Regions from separate parts of the Homo sapiens genome. Here region 2 is linked to region 1. The links are chromatin loops, found by intact Hi-C in ENCODE. Cell type or tissue: endothelial cell of umbilical vein. All regions are shown on one strand.

What was found. Peaks named below come from ENCODE experiments on the same cell type or tissue, not always from the same donor. Only the 100,000 strongest peaks of a DNase experiment are listed, where the experiment ranks them.
Region 2: it touches region 1 in a loop (2.3-fold over the local background); 4 of 110 quality-filtered maps call a loop at or near these places.

Annotation. Positions count from the first base shown.
Region 1 is chrX:15,402,419-15,406,418 of GRCh38, reverse strand. The region is part of intron 7 of PIR (pirin); the gene reads left to right. The region is part of intron 7 of PIR-FIGF (PIR-FIGF readthrough); the gene reads left to right. Among named protein-coding and RNA genes, the nearest start is that of VEGFD, 20 kb to the right of the region's middle. In endothelial cell of umbilical vein, no CTCF peak of the experiment used is centred here; a DNase peak (open chromatin) is centred at 1,568; H3K27ac peaks cover 663 bases.
Region 2 is chrX:15,465,352-15,469,351 of GRCh38, reverse strand. All of the region lies in intron 3 of PIR (pirin), which reads left to right. All of the region lies in intron 2 of PIR-FIGF (PIR-FIGF readthrough), which reads left to right. Among named protein-coding and RNA genes, the nearest start is that of PIR-FIGF, 24 kb to the left of the region's middle. In endothelial cell of umbilical vein, no CTCF peak of the experiment used is centred here; no DNase peak of the experiment used is centred here.

The DNA of each region.
Region 1 (4,000 bases):
CCAAGCCACCTGAGTGTGCTTGATGACATACCCTTCGTTGTCTGTCTTCCCTTTTCTGTCTAACTCTCCTGACTCTGGACTGTTGTTTCCTGAGATCATCTCCCAGATAAATTCCTTGTACCAGAATATATGCATCTCCAGTTATACTTCTGAGACAGCTCAGAGAACCAGCCCCTCGTTTTCTCCTCCTCATCCCCACAGACGGTTATGGGTGGTGTGGATGGGGTGGGGCATCTCAGGGTACAGGCCAAGAATCCCCATTTCTGAGACCCTCTGCAGCTGGGTGCTCTCCACCCGCTCCTGCAGGGATGCCAGCACTGCACTTTCTGGGGCCCTAACATGGCCACCTCCTTGGGCAATACACTCCCAGCTCCAGGCAGCTGGCTGACAGATAACATCTGCTCAGGGATAGAAGGCCACACCCAGAGCTATTTAAACCATTCCTTTTATTCTCCAAAAAGGATGTTCAATTGCCTGAAATTATTCTTCTGGAAAATAATTGTAATGCAAACTCATGCATTTTGAATTTATTCCTAATAAAGTACAAATGGGCTTAGTTCCCTTTTCAGTGAATAGCATTTCAATTAGGGGTCAGGAGCAAAATTCATTTAGTTTAGCACTGGAGAAAGTGTGAAAAAAAGTCTTGTAGTAGTATCATAAGTTTATATGTACACAGCTTAAACTATATTAACCATCTGGAAGAGATGATATATCATTTGTTTTTATGATCTTCTGAAAATCCTGAGAAAAACATAGTGCTTTATAAAAATAGAAAAAAACATTTTTATGGAGGTAGTGCTCCCGACTTATGATTTCAAGAGCAACAAAATAATCTACACAAATGGAAATGAAGAAAGCACATGAATTTTAAGGTGGTAAGGATAACAGAAATGTTTGTGCAGAATGAGAAAAAGCAGGGAGAAGCAAACTTTCTGTAAAAGGACAGATCACAAATATTTTCATCTTTGCAAGGCATATAGTCTCAGTTGCAACTACTTAGCCCTGCCCGTGTCTCACAGAAGCGGCCACAGATGATACATAAACAAATTGGGTGGCTATTCCAATAAAACTTCATTTATGGTCACTGAAATGTGAATTTCATGTTTTTTCATGTGTCATGAAAGGCTTTTTTTAAGTTTGTTTCAACCATTTATAATAGTGAAAATTTTTCTTAGCCTGTGGGCTCTACCAAAGGTGACAGTTGATTTTGGTTTAAATGAATTGCAGGGAATGAAGGGGAAAGAAATTAACGAGTAATTGCCAAAACCTGTTTTAAGCAGTAGTTAGAGCCTTGTTTCCTGACAGACCTTTAGCCTGAGAAGTTAACAAGTGAAATGCTCTGCAGTTCTCGGGGTAAGAATGACCCACACATCCACTTGTTTTTCTTGAGATGAGGCAGGATTTTCCTGAGTCATTTCTATTTACTGACCTGGTCCCCCCTCGTGACCATGGGCCACAGTGCAAAACATCTGGCAAGGGATGGGTCTGTAGCCTTGGAGCAAAGTTGCATCTGTCTAGAATAAACTGGACTGTGAAGAGAATCCAGCTCACACAACTGGCCTCTTGGGACTGTGCTTTAACCAGTGAGTGGCTGGCTAAATGACCTCATTTGAATTTTATCTCCTTCCCTTCCTCCTACCAACACCCTAATGGGGGGGCGGTTAATGAGAAAAACAAAAGGGCAAGAACAAATCATCAGGGAAAAAGAAATGACGAAACAGAAATAGCTCTTGAATATGTACTGACTTATAAAATCAATAGAGAAAATCCAGAAAATGTTTTCTGACTTCACTGCCTCAATTTTGTCTTGCTTATAAAACTAGGTTGGCACCAACGAACCACAGATGGCAGGAAGTGATAAGCAAGGAATTGTCTTTTTCGAAATGTCAAACATGTTCAGTTGAAGTAGATGTAATGAATATATATATACTTGGTGTATCGGGCTGGAATAAATGGGCTGCAACTTGGGTTGAGGAAATAATCTGAGGAGACTGCATAAAATGGAAATTTAGGAGGGCTATTAAAATATTAACTGATTACAGGAAGTGCTTAAAAGACATTGATAAATTTAGTTTGACTACAAACAGGTGGAGTTTTGAACATTAGAAAATGCTCCACAGCCGGGCATGGTGGTTCACGCCTGTAATCCCAGCACTTTGGGAGGCTGAGGCAGGCAGATCACTTGAGGCTGGGAGTTTGAGACCAGCCTGGCCAACATGGTGAAACCCCTGTCTCCAGTAAAAATACAAAAATTAGCCGGGTGTGGTGATGCACGCCTGTAATTCCAGCTACACGGGAGGCCGAGGCAGGAGAATCACTTGAACCCGGAGAGCAGAGTTTCAGTGATCTGAGACTGTGCCACTGCATTCCAGCCTAGGCAACAGAGCGGGACTCTTGTCTAAAAAAAAGAAAAAAAAAAAAAAAAGAAAATGCTGGATGTTTAACTAGTTGTCAAAGTAAGTCAGTCATTTTAAAGGTAAAGGTAAGTATTGTGAGGCTATGTAATTGTCCTCTAATGACACCCTGAAGAAAAAGAGTTAACAGAGCTAAAATAAGACTAGTAGAATTCTCATTTTCTTATTCAAAGAAAGTATTCATTTGAGACTCATCTGAAAGTACTCACTTTATGCTTTTCAAGGATCTTCTTAATTTTTAATATATTTGCTTTTTCCAACAATGAAGAGCCTTCTAAACTGACTATTGAATAGTAATTTTAAAAAGTGTGCAATAGAGGGAGAGACCTTTGACAACAATCTTTTGCTAAGGCAAAAAGTTCTCTGACCAGCCCACAGCTGGAATCTGTGCATCATATGATAAAAAAAAAAAAGTCAAAAGAAAATAAAAAATACATTGTCAGAAAACCAGTAGATCCCACAGATACTAGTACCAAATCTCTTCCCTGCAGCTGTGCTGGAAATTACTTTACACATTAATGCAGAGATCAAAAGGATAGAAAAGTTTACATCCTGTATCCTTGTAGCTTGGTACAGTTTATCAGCTTGAATTCTAGTCCCCTAGAAGGCCTGATATCAAGTATACTGTTGGTGCTTAGAAAATATTTAGAAATCTAAAAACATTTGTTTGTGTTTAGTGAAATGAACTGGCTTACAAAGGCAGTAAAATGTTTTGAATTCATTTAAATAACTAATGATTCACGCTTAGTTTGTGCTAACGTTTTGAGCACAAACTTCTGTGCTCTGGTTTTGGGTGATATTAAGCAGTTTGAAACGGGCTCTGGATCTTGCAGTAAAGGCGGGGAAACACAAATGTGCACCAGCAGGCCTCATAATTGACCTCCATTTATCCAACTAACTGAATTGCCCAGTGCTCTTCATTCTATGGTGAATACTTTGAGGAAGGTGCTTGAACACCCAGGATGATCCGCTCCTCCCTGGTCTGCCTGCTCATAGCTGCTCCCATCAGCTGAGTTGTAGTGGACTTAAAGGCACCTATGTTTGTTCTCAGTCCATTTATGCTAGTTGCACCAATAATTGAAATTATGTAATTTAATTAAACAGTTGTAAATTAATTAAATAAATGTGAAAAGAGAGTTGGTATTTCCAGAACAACTAAGGCAGATGCTTTGTAAAAGTGAATTGCTAAAGGAAATGCCTTTGACACGGAAAGACAAACATCATATGTTCTCAGTTCTTTGTGGGATCTAAAGATCAAAACAATATGAACTCATGAACATAGAGAGTAGAAAGAAGGTTACCATGAGTTCATGAGGCTGGGAATGGTAGTTGGGGGCTGGGCAGGGGGAGGTGGGGATGGTTAATGGGTACAAAAAAATAGAAAGAATGAATAAGATCTACTATTTTACAACATGGTGACTATAGTGAATAATAACTTAATTGCAAATTTTAAAATAACTACAAGAGTGTAATTGGATTGTTTGTAACACAAAGTATAAATGCTTGAGGGGATGGATACTCCCCATGCTCCACGATGTGATTATTCTGCCTTGCATGCCTGAATCAAAACATCTCATATACCCCAT
Region 2 (4,000 bases), 63 kb before region 1:
GAACGAAAGAAAGAAAAAGAAAGGGGAGGGAGGAATGATTAGCAAAGTAGTGGGCCTTTTCCTAGAGATAAATTTATTTTATTTAAAAGACTGTTCTTTATTCAGATATTGCTATTCTTCCTTTTTTTGGTTGTTAGAATGGCCTTTCTTTTATGAAATGATGACCATAGTAGATAATTTTTACCTTTCACAATCTGAATTTAAAAGTTGGCACCCCCACCCACCATTGAGGAGTATTCTATAAAATACTTCACCAGTACTCTTCAAAATTATCAAGCTCATGAAAAACAAGGAAAGAGTGAGAAACTGTCACAGATGGAAGAAACCAAGGGGACATGATGACATGGATCCTGAACCAAAAATGGATATTCATAGAAAAACTGGTGAAAGCCACATAAGTGATATACTTTAGTTAATGGCAGTGTATCAACATTGGTTTCTTAGTCTTGGCAAATGTTCTGAGGTTATATAATATGTTAATGGCAGGAGAAGCTGGGTGGACTCTCCATACTATCTTTACAATTGTTATGTAAACTTAAAAATTATTCCAAAATTTAACTTTTATTTTTAAAAGACTAAGGAAGGCAAAAAATTGGCATCCCTCTCTCAGACCCCTTTATTTTAAAATGTTTTATTGCTTCTTGATGTCCAAAATCCTGGGGCCTGGGGCCCAATAACATCAAGTTCAATGATCACACTCACTCAAAGTTTGAGAAATTAAATCTACAGTGAATTGAATCAGGGAATCATAATAATAACGTACCCATAAAAAGGTGTCAGCTGCTTAATTAAATATTGTTATAATGAAATTTTAACAAAATATTAAAAGGAAAATCGACATGAGTCTCTGAAACCTCTTCCTCTGTAAGACCCCTGTGAGTCCCAAACCTGCCCAAGACCATATGTGCAAACAAGTGTTTTCAGGCACTTCATTCTTAGGCATCTGCCTTAACAACTTTTAACTGGAGACTGTACTAAGCAGAAGAACTTCCCTCTATGCCACAACATAGCTGATCCCTTAATGACTAGATGGCAGCCTGCCACAGTGACACACAGTCTTTAAGCAGAGACGCCATGCATGTGCTACAAGACATATTTAGTAATCAGTGGATCTGTTGGCGAGACATAGGTCTGGTTTGGTGAGGTTTGATTTTAGGAAAAGAATGAGCACACATAATTTGTGTCAGCAGAGGGCTCTCTTAAGCAACAATAGTTCCGACTACCCGTTTATGTGGAAATTTGGGTAGTCATAGAAGTTAGCAAACCATTCCCTTCAGGCCCCTTCAGTATAACATGGAAATTAAAACAATGGAAATGAACATCTTGAGCACAGTTTTGCCAGATGTAGGTGGTGCCAGTTAAGAAGTTGGGCTGCTGATTACATGGCGACCCAGGCATAGCTTGTCTGAAGAGATTCCCCAAAACATTTATTCCTGATCTGGGTTTGAAGGAGAAGGGGCATGCCTGGTCCTGGGGTTCTAGAAGCAGCTGGAAGTTTCTGAGGGAGTTTGTAATTCAGCTCTTTTGAGTAGTTAGGTTTGGGAATATGATTATCATAGAACCTTGATGTCCATGTCAGAAATTTTAATCAGAGTGAAAGAAAAAAATAGGTTTGGGAGACTTGAGAATGGGAACAACGTAAAAAAATAAGAGACAAATAAGTCAGTTGTTCTTTTCTTTGTAGTTAGATGGTAGGTAGAACTCTTTGATACCCACACCAAAGAAGGATTTCATGATCACCTCATCTCAGGATCCTGTAGCTTTGGGATCTTCCATAAACCTACTCCCTTCACTCAGAAATCATGAGGCCTATTTTCAGCTTTGTGTATATTAGCAGTAGGACCCTTTCTTTGCCTGAAATAGCCAGTTTGCCTGAAGCCATTGAAGTTGGCAAAGTCCCCTTGTTACCTGTGTGAAATCCCTGCAGTTCTGGCTCCTATTGCAATTGTCATGGGATTTCTCCTCTGAGACAAGCCCTGTGCTCCCAGCACATACGTTACTGGCAATATGCCGTCAGCATTTGTGAGGCAGCATGGGGGTGGGGGAGTGAAAGTAGTTTTATTCTCAGGGACAGATAATGTTGTTTTAGATCTTTGTTCTGCTATTGTTAACTGTAACCTTAATCTCACTAAGCCACGATGTTTTCATCAGTAATATATAGGTGATCACATATTTCCAGGATCAGATGCTTTGTAAATGCTGAAATGCTATGCAAATATAAGATGCTATTCATCCATCCATCCATCGATTGATTGATCAATTCATTCATTCATTGAACAAATCTTCAGTGCCAGCTGTATGCTAGGCACCATAGTAGCTAAGTTAAAAAAGTCCCTGCCTTCATGGGGCTTACATTCTCTTAATGAAGACAGACAATAAATGAATAACAAATAATTACATAATATAGTGTCCCATGGTGAAAAAGCTAGGAAGAAGAAACAAACCATGGTTGGAGGATACAGAATTGATTGATAAATTAGACCAGATGGGCTGGTTGGAGGTGGCCTTTCTTAGGCAGTAACATTTGAACAGAGGCCTGAGTGAAGCGAGGAGGTGAACTATGAGACTGTTGGAGGGGGTAGGGGGAACTATTCCAGGAAGCGTGAATGAAGATCCACGAATGGGATCTCTGCCCACGGAGCTGTGGTAGCTGTGCCAACTCTAGGACTTACCCATCACCTGTTATGGGCCAGGTGCTTTGCACACATTACTCACTTAGTCCTTACCACTCTCGGAGAGCTCACCTCCCAGGTCTATGCTGTACATGAGGAGACTGAGCCTCCAAGAAGTGAAGGGACTTCACCCTGCATACCAAACCTGGTAAATGGCAAACCTGAGGTTTGCACCAGAGCCCCAAAGCCGGTGTAGTTTTTGGAGGCAGGGCCACACCTGCAGGGGGCAGAGTGGCGGGAGTCTCTGAAGCACTGGTGCTTCTGCAGGGTGGTGGCAGGGAAATGTAAGGCAGGACCTGGTAGAGCTTTAAAATACTCGGATTTATCCATTGGCCGAATACCTGAACCGTGTTGGTTATCTTTTCCTTTTTGTTAAAACCACCTTTTGGAACTTGTGAAGGTGCGTATGTGGGGTTGGGATTGGGTGAGTCAATTTAGTCAATTGGGTGATTTTCCCGGTTTCTACTCAAGTCATGAAAACATTTTTGTAAAATAACTTGAGTCCTTAATTGTATGGATTCAGACATCCTTGAAGACCAGTTAGCAGCTTCTATTATGCAATATGTTCCTTGCTGGCATCTCTCATCAGCCATGACCTCAACTCGTGTTTTGTTTTGTTTTTCTCTTTTTCCTACCAAGCCACTAGTAGACAAAAAAAAAAAAAAAAAAAAAACAGCCACCATTTTAAAGCAAATGGAAATTAAAGGAAAACATAGTTTTCCCTGTAATATAAACATTTTGCTTTAAAGAACAGGTCTTGCATCTTATTCCCAAACACTGAATGAGGTACTCAGACTCTGCCTTCTAAATACCAGCCAGAAAGAAACAACAAACTATATTATCTCTTGCGTTGTAATTCTTCAGAATTAATTTATAGCTCCTTGAGGTACACCTTTCCTAAACTTCACATGGCAAGTGACACTTTTCTTTCATCACTATTGTGTGTTTTGTCTTTCTGCCCCCAAACACAAACACACAAGGAAATAAGAACTGACAAGGAAGCAAAAATATTTAGTAAAGACCCACGGAAAGAATTAGAAGGAGGAAAAGAGGAAGCAGGACCAAGAAGCACGTCAAGTGCTTTAAGAAAACACCTGTTTCAGATTACAAATTTCTTACTTAATTAGACACATGCAACTCTTGAGTTTAAACATAACACTCACAATTCGTCAGCCACCCACGGCAATTCTCCAGGTGTTTGTGATTATGTAATGCCCTAAAAAATCATCTGGATTGTGTCAACTCTCAGAAGTACTGCTTCAGTTTTTTAAAAAATCCTCTACAGACATTAATTTATATGTAAAGTCTCAGTCTAGCATTTACACTAC